2 separate regions of the Homo sapiens genome follow, and region 2 is linked to region 1. A link is a loop called in an ENCODE intact Hi-C map of the cell type or tissue named here. Cell type or tissue: OCI-LY7. All regions are shown on one strand. Region 1 overlaps PTGES2 (prostaglandin E synthase 2). Region 2 holds the start of CIZ1 (CDKN1A interacting zinc finger protein 1).

Evidence for each region. Hi-C counts contacts between places; a loop is a spot of excess contacts. Peaks named below come from ENCODE experiments on the same cell type or tissue, not always from the same donor. Only the 100,000 strongest peaks of a DNase experiment are listed, where the experiment ranks them.
Region 2: a loop joins it to region 1, with 2.8 times the contacts of the local background. A loop is called at or near these places in 13 of 110 quality-filtered maps.

What each region holds. Positions count from the first base shown.
Region 1 is chr9:128,122,632-128,127,631 of GRCh38, forward strand. It overlaps PTGES2 (prostaglandin E synthase 2), which reads right to left. Exons shown (of 7, transcript NM_025072.7): 1 at 4,808-5,000; 2 at 2,613-2,810; 3 at 1,861-1,919; 4 at 1,071-1,220; 5 at 303-503. Among named protein-coding and RNA genes, the nearest start is that of PTGES2, 2.6 kb to the right of the region's middle. RefSeq lists an enhancer at 4,619-4,698 and a silencer at 4,839-5,000. In OCI-LY7, CTCF peaks have their summits at 2,557 and 2,763; a DNase peak (open chromatin) is centred at 2,560; H3K4me3 peaks cover 2,402 bases; H3K27ac peaks cover 2,204 bases.
Region 2 is chr9:128,189,677-128,194,676 of GRCh38, forward strand. It overlaps CIZ1 (CDKN1A interacting zinc finger protein 1), which reads right to left and starts at 1,896. Exons shown (of 17, transcript NM_001131016.2): 1 at 1,756-1,896; 2 at 1,012-1,186; 3 at 653-768. The coding sequence starts at 1,181. RefSeq lists silencers at 1,652-2,091, 1,879-2,046 and enhancers at 2,934-3,449, 3,450-3,964. In OCI-LY7, CTCF peaks have their summits at 1,955 (motif pointing left) and 2,162; DNase peaks (open chromatin) are centred at 555, 1,125, 1,925, 2,235 and 1 weaker place; H3K4me3 peaks cover 2,538 bases; H3K27ac peaks cover 2,054 bases.

The DNA.
Region 1 (5,000 bases):
TCCCAGACGGGGAGGCTGTGGTAAAGGCAAGAGACCAGGCCAGGGAGAAAGCCACAGAGGAGGCGCCAGTCAGGGCCCAGGCTTCCGGCTTCAAGGCCAGCCCTGCTGTCCCCAGGGGAGGTGAGCAGGAGCTCTGGGTCCAAGTCCCATCTTGGCCAAGGGACCCATAATCCATAATGCGTTTCCCACCTGCCCTAGGCCTCGGCCTCCCGCTGGTCTCCTGAGGGGTGTGATGGGATCACCACTGCTCGTGGCACCGGAGGCTCGGGGACAGCAGGCCCCGGATGTGCACACACACTTGCCTGCTCTTGAGTCGCTTGCTGATGAGGTACATGGCCGCTGCACCCATGTACTTGGCCACGGCACCCTCCACGGCTCCGAACTTGCCCTCGCGGACAATGTAGTCAAAGGACGCCAGAGCCTCGGTGGGCGTGCGGTACACATTGGGGGAGATCAGGTGCACCAGCCAGTCGTCCGCCCACTGCCGCCACTTCATCTCCTCCCTGCGGGCACGGGAGGGACTTCCTAAGCCAGGACCCGGGCTGTGTTGGGAGCAGGCTGCATTCTCTAGAACATACCCACTGCACGGGCGGGAAGCTGAAGCCTGAGCAGGAAGGTCTTTTTTTTTTTTTTGAGACAAAGTCTCGCTCTGTCACCCAGGCTGGAGTGCAATGGCACCATCTCAGCTCACTGCATCCTCCGCCTCCTGGGTTCAAGCGATTCTCCTGCTTCAGCCTCCTTAGTAGCTGGGATTATAGGTGTGTGCCTCCACACCTAGCTAATTTTTGCATTTTTATAGAGATGGGGTTTTGCCATGTTGGCCAGGCTGGTCTTGAACTCCTGACCTCAGGTGATCTGCCTGCCTCGGCCTCCCAACAGGCTGGGATTACAGGAGTGAGCCACCACGCCCGGCTGCAGGAAGGTCTCTACTGAAATCCGGCATGGCCCGGCCCCAGCCCCGCTGGTCTCCCATGCTGCTCCCTGCTCACGCCATCTTGCTCAGCTTGGTCCTACTCTACAGAAGACCCCTGCGGTCACCACCTTCCCCCGCCAGCCCCAGCCCCACTCACGTCCTGGCCTCCTTCCCACCATACACTTGCTGGGCCTCCTTCTCGTTGAGCATGAGCCAGTACTTATTGCCGAACTCGGTCACCTCCTTGCCCTGCTCGTTCACAGCCTTCATGGCTGGGTAGTAGGTGATGATCTCTTCCAGGGGCTGCCTTCGGAGAGAGCCACAATATCACCCCAACTCCTTCCCCCTCCGTCCCCTGTGGCCGACCAACCCCGCTGCCCCAGCCTCAGAGTGGAGCCAGGACCAACAAAGGCTCTCCGGACTCTTGCAGTAAGAGGGATTTGGAGTAGATGCCAGGGCTACCTCCCCAAGAGAGGGAGGTGTGGGGAGGACAAAGTAGGGGGCTTGGAGGAGGACGGCCACGGGCTACTCTGGAAAATCATTTTTTTTTTTTTTTGAGACGGAGTCTCGCTCTGTCACCCAGGCTGGAGTGCAGTGGCACGATCTTGGCTCACCGCAACCCTCTGCCTCCCGGGTTCAAGCGATTCTCCTGCCTCAGCCTCCTGAGTAGCTGGGACTACAGGCACTCGCCACTATGCCTGGCTAATTTTTGTATTTTTAGTAGAGATGGAGCTTCGCCATGTTGGCCAGGCTGGTCTGGAACTCCTGACCTCAGGTGATCTGCCTGCCTCGGCCTCCCAAAGTGCTGGGATTACAGGTGCGAGCCACTCTGTACTCTGGAAATCTAAGCAGCAGCTCCACGTGCTCCCAGGAGGGAACTCAGGGGAGGCCTCCCTGGAGGAAGCCACCAAAAGCAATGGCCACCTGGTCTCCGAGGGGCTCCTTACCCCGACACCAGGTAGGTCTTGAGGGCGCTGATGATGACAGAGGAGTCATTTAGTTGTTGCTGGAAGAGAAAAGGGTGGTTTAATCAGAGGTTGCAACCCAGCCGCTGGGAGTCACCAGGGGCTCTTTAACAAGACACTCTGGGCATTGTTTATCCATTCCTGGGGACATGCCCGGAGTCCTCCCCGCCCTGCCCTCAGGGCACCCATCCTAAGTAGGGAGACGTGGTTGTGGCCAATGGGGAGGAAGGTGTGGGAAAGCCGTGGGGTCTAAGCCCCAGCCCACTCACCCATTTGGCCTCCCAGGTAGAGGGGCAGGGTGGGTTCTGGAAGCTACATACTAGACCCCAAGCACTGTGCCAGGCATTTCATATCTGCCGTCCCTGCAAGCCAGAATATGGTCCCTTGTTGACTCATGAAGCAAGCAAGCGCAGAGAGGCTAAGTGACTTGCCCCAAGTCACACAGCTAGTGAGTGGGTGAATCACACCTCAAACCCAGATCGCTGATTTCAGAATCTATGTTGTTAAGCTGTGGTGTTCTGCCTCCCTGAGACCCAGCAGGTGTTTGGTTTTGGTACGGAAGGAGAGAGCCTACATTTATTGAGCATCTACCGTATGCAGCTACTTCCCCCATAGTCCTTACAGGCACAAGGATCACAAGTTCCTTCCCAGGCTGCAGAGCCAGGCCAGGCTAGGGGGCGCTCCAGGACAACCCAGGAAAGGAGGAAGGATGCAGGGGGTTCCCTGGGGCTCACCGAGCTTTCTCCTTCCTGGGCCACCAGGATGGGCACCTTTCTGTAGGAGGAGAACTTGATCTCAGCCCTGCGCACAGGGTTCACCTCCACCACCTGGTAGGGCAGGGCATGGAAGTCGAGGAAGGCTCGGACCTTGCTGCAGAAGGGACACGTCTTGTACTGGTACAGGGTCAGCTGCAGGCGGCTGGACAGGGAGAGCTGCGGGCAGCAGACGGAAAAGGCTTCTAGACCTGGCACCCCCAGGCCCAGGCCCTGCCCCCAAGGGTGTTTTCCAGAGGAGTCTTCTGAAATGACGCTAGAACATCGGGAAGAGGAACTAGAGATGGAAGGGGGCGGTAGGGGAAAGGGAGGCACTGGACAGCAGCCCAGGTTTAAGCCCCTGGCCAGCACGGTCCCCAAGCAGGAGTCCCACCCTTTGCTGCGAGGTTGTGTAGGAGGAATCTTCTAGTCTCTGTCCCATACTGGACAGACCCCTCTTTTCTCACTCCAGTCCCAAGGGGACACCAGACAGCCCCAGGGTATACACCCCACTCCCACAGACATGGAACAACTGTTTCAACTTGACTTGTTCACTCTCACTCCTCTAACCCCAGGGACCTCTGGGGGCAGAGCTGGGCTACCACCCAGGCTCATGTTCACCAGTGGGGTCTACCTCCAATCTCTTTCTTGTTTTTTTCTCTGGAGACAGGGTCTCACTCTGCCATCCAAGCTGGAGTGCAGTAGCTTGATCACAGCTCACTGCAGCCTTGAACTCCGGGGTTCATGTGATCCTCCAGCCAAAGTCTATCTCAAATATCCGAGGGGGAGGGTGGTATCTGAGCCAAGGCCTGCGTGTGGCAAGCTCCGCAGGAAAGCCCCCAGGGGAGCCTGCTGCACGTTCATGCCGGGAAGCCACAACTGTAGACCATCCCCCTGTGTTCAGAGGGGAAGCTGGACCGTGGAGGCAGGAAGGGAGACACAGAGTACTCCATGCCCTTTTTACCCACCTCTGTTCCCTCTGGTCCAGCAAATAAGCATCTGTGGGCGGGTGGTGGGAAGTCAAGTAATGAAGAGTTGCAAGGTGTGGGGTAGGTATAAAGTGTCTCAAGGCAGCTGGGCCACCACTTAGGGGGTCACCACTTGGGGGGGGCACCTTTCTACCTCTTCCTGTTTCAGCCTGGAGTCTAAGTCATCAGTTCCATAAAGGTACCACCACTACTACTAAATAAATACACAGCCTTAGGATTTGGGGGCAGTGGGGAGAGAGGATGATGAACGTTTGGAAAGTGAAAAAGGCTTTCCCTTTCCTGTGATCTCCCATCTCTTAATCAAAAAAGTCTTAAAACACGGTAGAGGCTGGGCTCCGTGGCTCACACCTGTAATCCCAGCACTTTGGGAGGCCGAGGCGGGTGGCTCATTTGAGGTCAGGAGTTCGAGACCAGCTTGGCCAACATGGTGAGACCCCCGTCTCTAGTAAAAATACAAAAATTAGCCGGGCTGGGTGGCAGGCGCCTGTAATCCCAGCTACTGGGGAGGCTGAGGCAGGAGAATTGCTTGAACCCAGGAGGCGGAGGTTGCAGTGAACCGAGATCGCGCCACTGCACTCCAGCCTGGGCAACAGAGCAAAAAAAAACTCCGTCTCAAAAAAAAAAAGTCTCCTTAAAACATGGTAAAGGCTGGGCGCAGTGGCTCACGCCTGTGATCCCAGCACTTTCAGAGGCCAAGGTGGGCGGATCACTTGAGGCCAGGAGTTCGAGACCAGCCTGGGCGACATGGTGAAACCCTATCTCTACAAAAAATACAAAAATTAGCAGGGCGCAGTGGGGTGAGCCTATAGTCCCAGCTACTCGGGAGGCTGAGGCAGGAGGATCCCTTCAACCTGGGAGGCAGAGGCTGCAGTGAGCCGCGATCGCACTCCAGCCTGGGCGATAATGCGAGACCCTGTCTCGAAAACATAAATAAACAAACCAAAAAAAAAAAAAAAAAAAAAACCACGGTAGAAGAACGATTTTATGAGAACTCGAACAATTCCAGGTAGTAGGCATCAGGAGTGCCCCTATTTTACACAAAAGAATACAGAGGGTTCGGAGACTTCAGACCAAGTCACTCGCCCAAGGTCACAAGCAGGCAGAGGCAACTCCTGACCCTGCGGGTTCCCAGGAGTCCCGAGTTCGGCGCTGATCAGCATCCCCATCCCCGGCCGGGCCAGGCCTTACCTGCGCGGCTGAGCGCTCTGCGTGGAGGTCCTGGGCGCGCAGGTGCCACCGCGCCGTGTGGTACAGCCCCAGGGCTCCCCCCAGGGCCAGCGCCGCAGCTCCCAGCAGCCGCGGGCTCCCCTTACGAGCTGCAGCCACGGGGCTCGGGCCGCCCGCCGCCCCCGCGAAGCCAGCCCGGCTCTGCGTGGGTAGC
Region 2 (5,000 bases), 67 kb after region 1:
GGGCATGGTGGCGGGCACCTGTAATCCCAGCTACTCGGGAAGCTAAGGCAGGAGAATTGCTTGGACCCGGGAACCGGAGGTTGCAGTGAGCCAAGATTGCACCATTGCACTCCACTCCAGCCTGGGCGACAGAGCAAAACTCTGTCTCAAAAAAAAAAAAAAAAAAAAAAAAAAAAAAAAAGGAGCAGCATCTTGGAAGGAAGAGCTGAGACTGCTCTCCATATTGGGAAATTGAGACAAGGCCACAGACTTAATGCACAGGGCTAGAGACAACCACTCAGACATCTGGATGGTCAAGAGGCCCAGGCATCGGCCCAGCTTAGCCACTGCTGATGCAGGGCAAATGATTTCCCTTCTTAGCTTCTTCACCTGTCAGATGGCATCTAATCTGAATGTGAGTGAAGTGTGCTGAGTATTGCCCAAAGAGCCAGCACCATGGCCAAGGACACACCTCTGCAATCAGACAGATCTGCATTCAAATTAGCAGCTTAGGGACTTTCACCTCCTGGAGCCTTAGTGTCCTCATGAGTGAACTAGGATGCCAAGAATAGCTCCCTCTCAGGGTGGCTGTGTGGAGTTGAGATTTAGAGCAATGCGCTGCTAGGGAGCTACCACTAAAAGAGACTGAGAAGAGGCCTGGGGCCATCCATACCTTGCAACTGCTGTAAAAGCAAAGCTCTCTGCAGCATGGAGCCGTTGAGGAGGGAGGCTGAGTTGGTGCCCTGGAGATTCAGAAGCGGCTGCTGTGGCTGCTGCGGGGGGAGCCCCCTGTGTGTTGGGAGGGGGTGTCAGAGGGTTATTTGGAAAGTCAGACCTTCCTTCTTCCCCAAGGCTTCTCACCTCCATTCTCTGCCCCACTCTGTGGTAGACAGAGGACCCCTTGGGGCTGGAATTGGTGATCTCCAGGACTCAAACGGGGATGGCACTGGGAAAAAGGATGGGGATCGGGAGCTCCGAGACATGGGTCTGAGTAGCAAGGCTGAAGCCATCGCGCCCGAGAGGGGAACTCACCGGCTGACAGCCATGGGCAACGGGGCCTGTGGTGGGGACTGCTGGAGCAGCTGCTGGAGCTGCAGTAACTGCTGCTGCTGCAATTGCTGCTGCTGGAGCTGCTGCTGCTGTAACTGCTGGAGCTGCTGCTGCTGTTGCTGGAGCTGCTGCTGCTGCTGCTGGCTGAACATGGTGGCTAGGGGCAGAAAGCAGAGTGAGGCAAGGGGTCCCCACCATAAGTCAGGCCTGCTCCCCTCCCATCCACCGCCACTCCCCGCAGCCACAGCCCGCAGAGACTGCTGAGGAGCTTCACAGCTGCATTCCCAGTCCTGCCAAGAGCCTGCCACACTCGCTTGGCCCATCCTTCCAAGTTACCTCCAGTCCTGCTAGGGGCAAGATTCAACCACCCTCCTGCCAATGCCCCCCAGACACTGCCAACAGCCCCTCCTTCAAGTCCCTCCATCTCTCCATTTCTGGCGGCTCCATCCTCCCACCCTCAGCCTCAGCCTCTCTCTGCGCCCATCACTTCCTCACTCACAGCCCCTTTTCAATACCGCAACCCTCTCTGGGCCCCCGGGTGTCAATAACATCGGCACCCGTCCAACCCGGTCACCGTGGTCCTGAGCTCCGTGGGACGGCTTCTCTCCACCACCGCCACCTCCTCGCGCCCCACTCCGCCCGCTCCCACCCCGCCAGCCGCCTCCTCCGCAGACACAGCCAGCTCGCAGGCGGAGCCCCACGACCCAGCCGCCCCCGGCCCCGCACCTCGCCTCCCCGCGCGCCCTCAACGCTCAAGTCGCCCCCACGGATGGGCCGGCCCCGCAGCCCCCACGCCTCGGCCGGGCGGCTCCGGCCCGCGGGCTCCCGGCCTCCCCGCTGCTACTCCGGGGCCTGTGGGCTCGTAAGGCCCAAATGCGGGCGGGGCCGGCCGGGGCAGCGCCCTCTGGGGGACGGGAGGTCCAGGCGCCTCCGGCCGCGCCACCCGAGCCCGCCCAGTGCACAAGTCACGCTGGGGGGCGGCTGCGGGGCGCTAGCAGGTGCGAGGGGGTCCTGGGCGGCTCATACCCTCTGTCCCGCGTCCTCCGCATCGCGAAGGGGAGGCTCGGAGACCAAGGTCCGTCTGCCGCCCGGAAGGGTCAGCCATCCCGCGGGGCATCGAGGGGGACTTCCTTCCTGTTCCCAACCCACCTCCCTGCGGCCGCCGCGGTCCTGCGATCCTGGGGCCCCGCGCGGGGCTGCGGTGAGAGGGGGCGCGCAGTTGGCGGATGTACATTCATTCGAGGGACCCAGGCCAGGCGAGAGGGCGGCCAAGGTCTTACAGTCCGTCAGGAGTTTGCCCACGGAGGGGTGGAGGGAGAGTCCCCCTCCAAGTCTTTTCTCAGTAGATTTGGCTAAGGAAGGAGTAGGTGAGGAGGGTCGAGGCCAATTATCAAAAAATAGCCCTAGGGGCCGGGCGCTTCCGCCTGTAATCTCAGTACTCTGGGAGGCCGAGGCTGGAGGATCAAGACCAGCCTGGGCAAAATGGCGAAATCCCTCTCTACAAAAAATACAAACATTAGCCAGGGTGGTGGCGGGCGTCTGTAGTCCCAGCTACTCGGGAGGCTAAGGCAAGAGGATCACTTGAGCCCGGGAGGCACAGGCTGCAGTGAGCTGAGATCGCGCCACTGCACTCCAGCCTGAGCGACAGAGCAAGAGCTGTCAAAAAAAAAAAAGTAAAAATTTTAAAAAGAAAAGGAGAGGAAAACAGAGCCCTGCTCCCTTATCCTGCACCTAAAATGGTCCTGCCCCCAAGAACCCCCTTAACAACCGCTGTATCCCCCCATCCCCGCGCCGTAACAATCCTTGGCTACTAAGTAGTAATTCTTTTATTTATTTTTTATTTATTTATATTTTTGAGACGGAGTCTCACTCTGTCGCCCAGGCTGAAGTGCAGTGGCACGATCTGGGCTCACCGCAACCTCCGCCTCCTGGGTTCAAGTGGTCCTCCCGCCTCAGCTTCCAGAATACCTGGGACTACAGGCGCGGGCCACCACGCCCGGCTAATTTTTGTATTTTTAATAGAGACGGGGCTTCACCATGTTGGTCAGGCTAGTCTCGAACTCCTGACCTCAAGTGATTCGCCTGCCTTGGCCTCCCAAAGTGCTGGGATTACAGGGGTGAGCCACCTCTCCTGGACTAAGTAGCAATTCCGGCTCCCTTTTCTGTGGCTCCCTGCCTTGTGCGTGTCACAGCCTGGGCGACTCCTCGCCCTGCCTTCCGCGCCGACGTTGGGCGGGCAGGGCGCGCGGGGGCACTGGCGGCGCGCAGACCCGGGCAGGCGGAGCGCGTTGACGGAGGGCGCTCGGGCAGCAGAATTCGCGCGTCCATAAATCACTGCAGTCATGTGACGAGCGCCGCTCCAAAGCTCTGGACTGGCTCTGCGGCAGATGGGCGGCGGCTGAGGAGCCTAACTCAACCTGGACTAGTCGTGGAAGAGCTAGGACTTAGAGGCGCGAAAGTGACTCAGCGAGGCCGGAGCGCAGGGTGGCGTCCAGGGCCCCGGGGACGTCGGCGCCTATGGGTGAACAGGCAGCCTGGAGGGTGGGGACTTCGAATGCTGGGCTGAGAAGTAGGCTTTATCCTCTAAGGGTAGGGAGCACTGGAGAAGGGTGTGAACCTCATGAGTGACAGCATCAAATCTGCCAATTAGAAAACCCGCTCCCGTGAAAACCAAGACAGAAGCAGTGAGGAGAGAGGGGCGAGTCAAGACTGCCCAGGCTCTACTGGGCACAGCGGCTCACCCCTGTAATCCCAGCACTTTGTGGGGGGTCCAGGCAAGTGGATCACTTAAGGTCAGGAGTTCGACACCAGCCTGGCCAACATGGTAAAACTACGTGTCTACTAAAAATACAAAAAAAATTAGCCGGATGTGGTGGCGGGCGCCTGTAATCTCAGCTACTCGGGAGGCTGAGGCAGAAGAATCGCTTGAACCCGGGAGGCAGAGGTTGCAGCCGAGATCACATCACTGCATTCCAGCCTGGGCGACAGAGTGAGACTCCATTTTAAAAAATAAAAATCAAAGACTGCCCAGGCTGCCAAGCAAGCATGTTAACACCTTGATCTGGGTGCTAGCGTTGGAGAGGTCCAGGATTGAATCGTGACTCCCCTGCCTTGTGGCTAGGTGACACTGGCTGGGGGAGAGGCCTCTTAGCTGGTTTCCTCCTTGGTGAAATGTGTGCCCCCTCCCGGGGTGGTAAGGATGACATTACATAATGCTTAGCACTGGCACCTGGCACAGAAGGAGCTTAGCAAATTGCCAAAGTGAAAAAACTAAAAATAATGCTTGTGCTGGTGAAGGTGGAAAGCCAGCACTAACTTCCTGTGTTGGTTCATCTTTCTGGGAAGCAATTTGCAAATTTTATATCAAGAATCTTGGGCCGATGCAGTGGCTCATGTCTGTAATCCCAGCACTTTGGGAGGCTGAAGCAGGCGGATCACCTGAGGTCAAGAGTTCAAGACCAGCCTGGCCAACATGGTGAAACCTCATCTCTACTAAAAATACAAAAATTAGCCGGGCATGGTGGCAGACGCCTGTCATCCCAGCTACTCGGGAGGATGAGGCAGGAGAATTGCTTGAACCTGGGAGCCGGAGGTTGCAGTGAGCCAAGATCGTACCATTGCACTCCAGCCTGGGTGACAAGAGCAAAACTCCATCTCAAAAAAAAAAAAAAAAAAAAGAATCTTGCACATGTTTTGCCCTTTGACCCAATAACACCATTTGTAGGAGTCTAGCCTAAGAAAATAATCAGAAATGAGACTTTTACAAGATAGCAGGTTGTTCATGGAAATATTTATATATTTTTTCTTTTTTCTTTTTAAGGACAGCCTCAGCTGGGCATGGTGGCTCACGCCTACAATCCCAGCACTTTGGGAGGCTGAGGTGGGTGGATCGCCTGAGGTCAGGAGTTCGAGACCAGCCTGGCCAACATAGTGAAACCCCGTCTCTACTAAAAATACAAAAAATTAGCTGG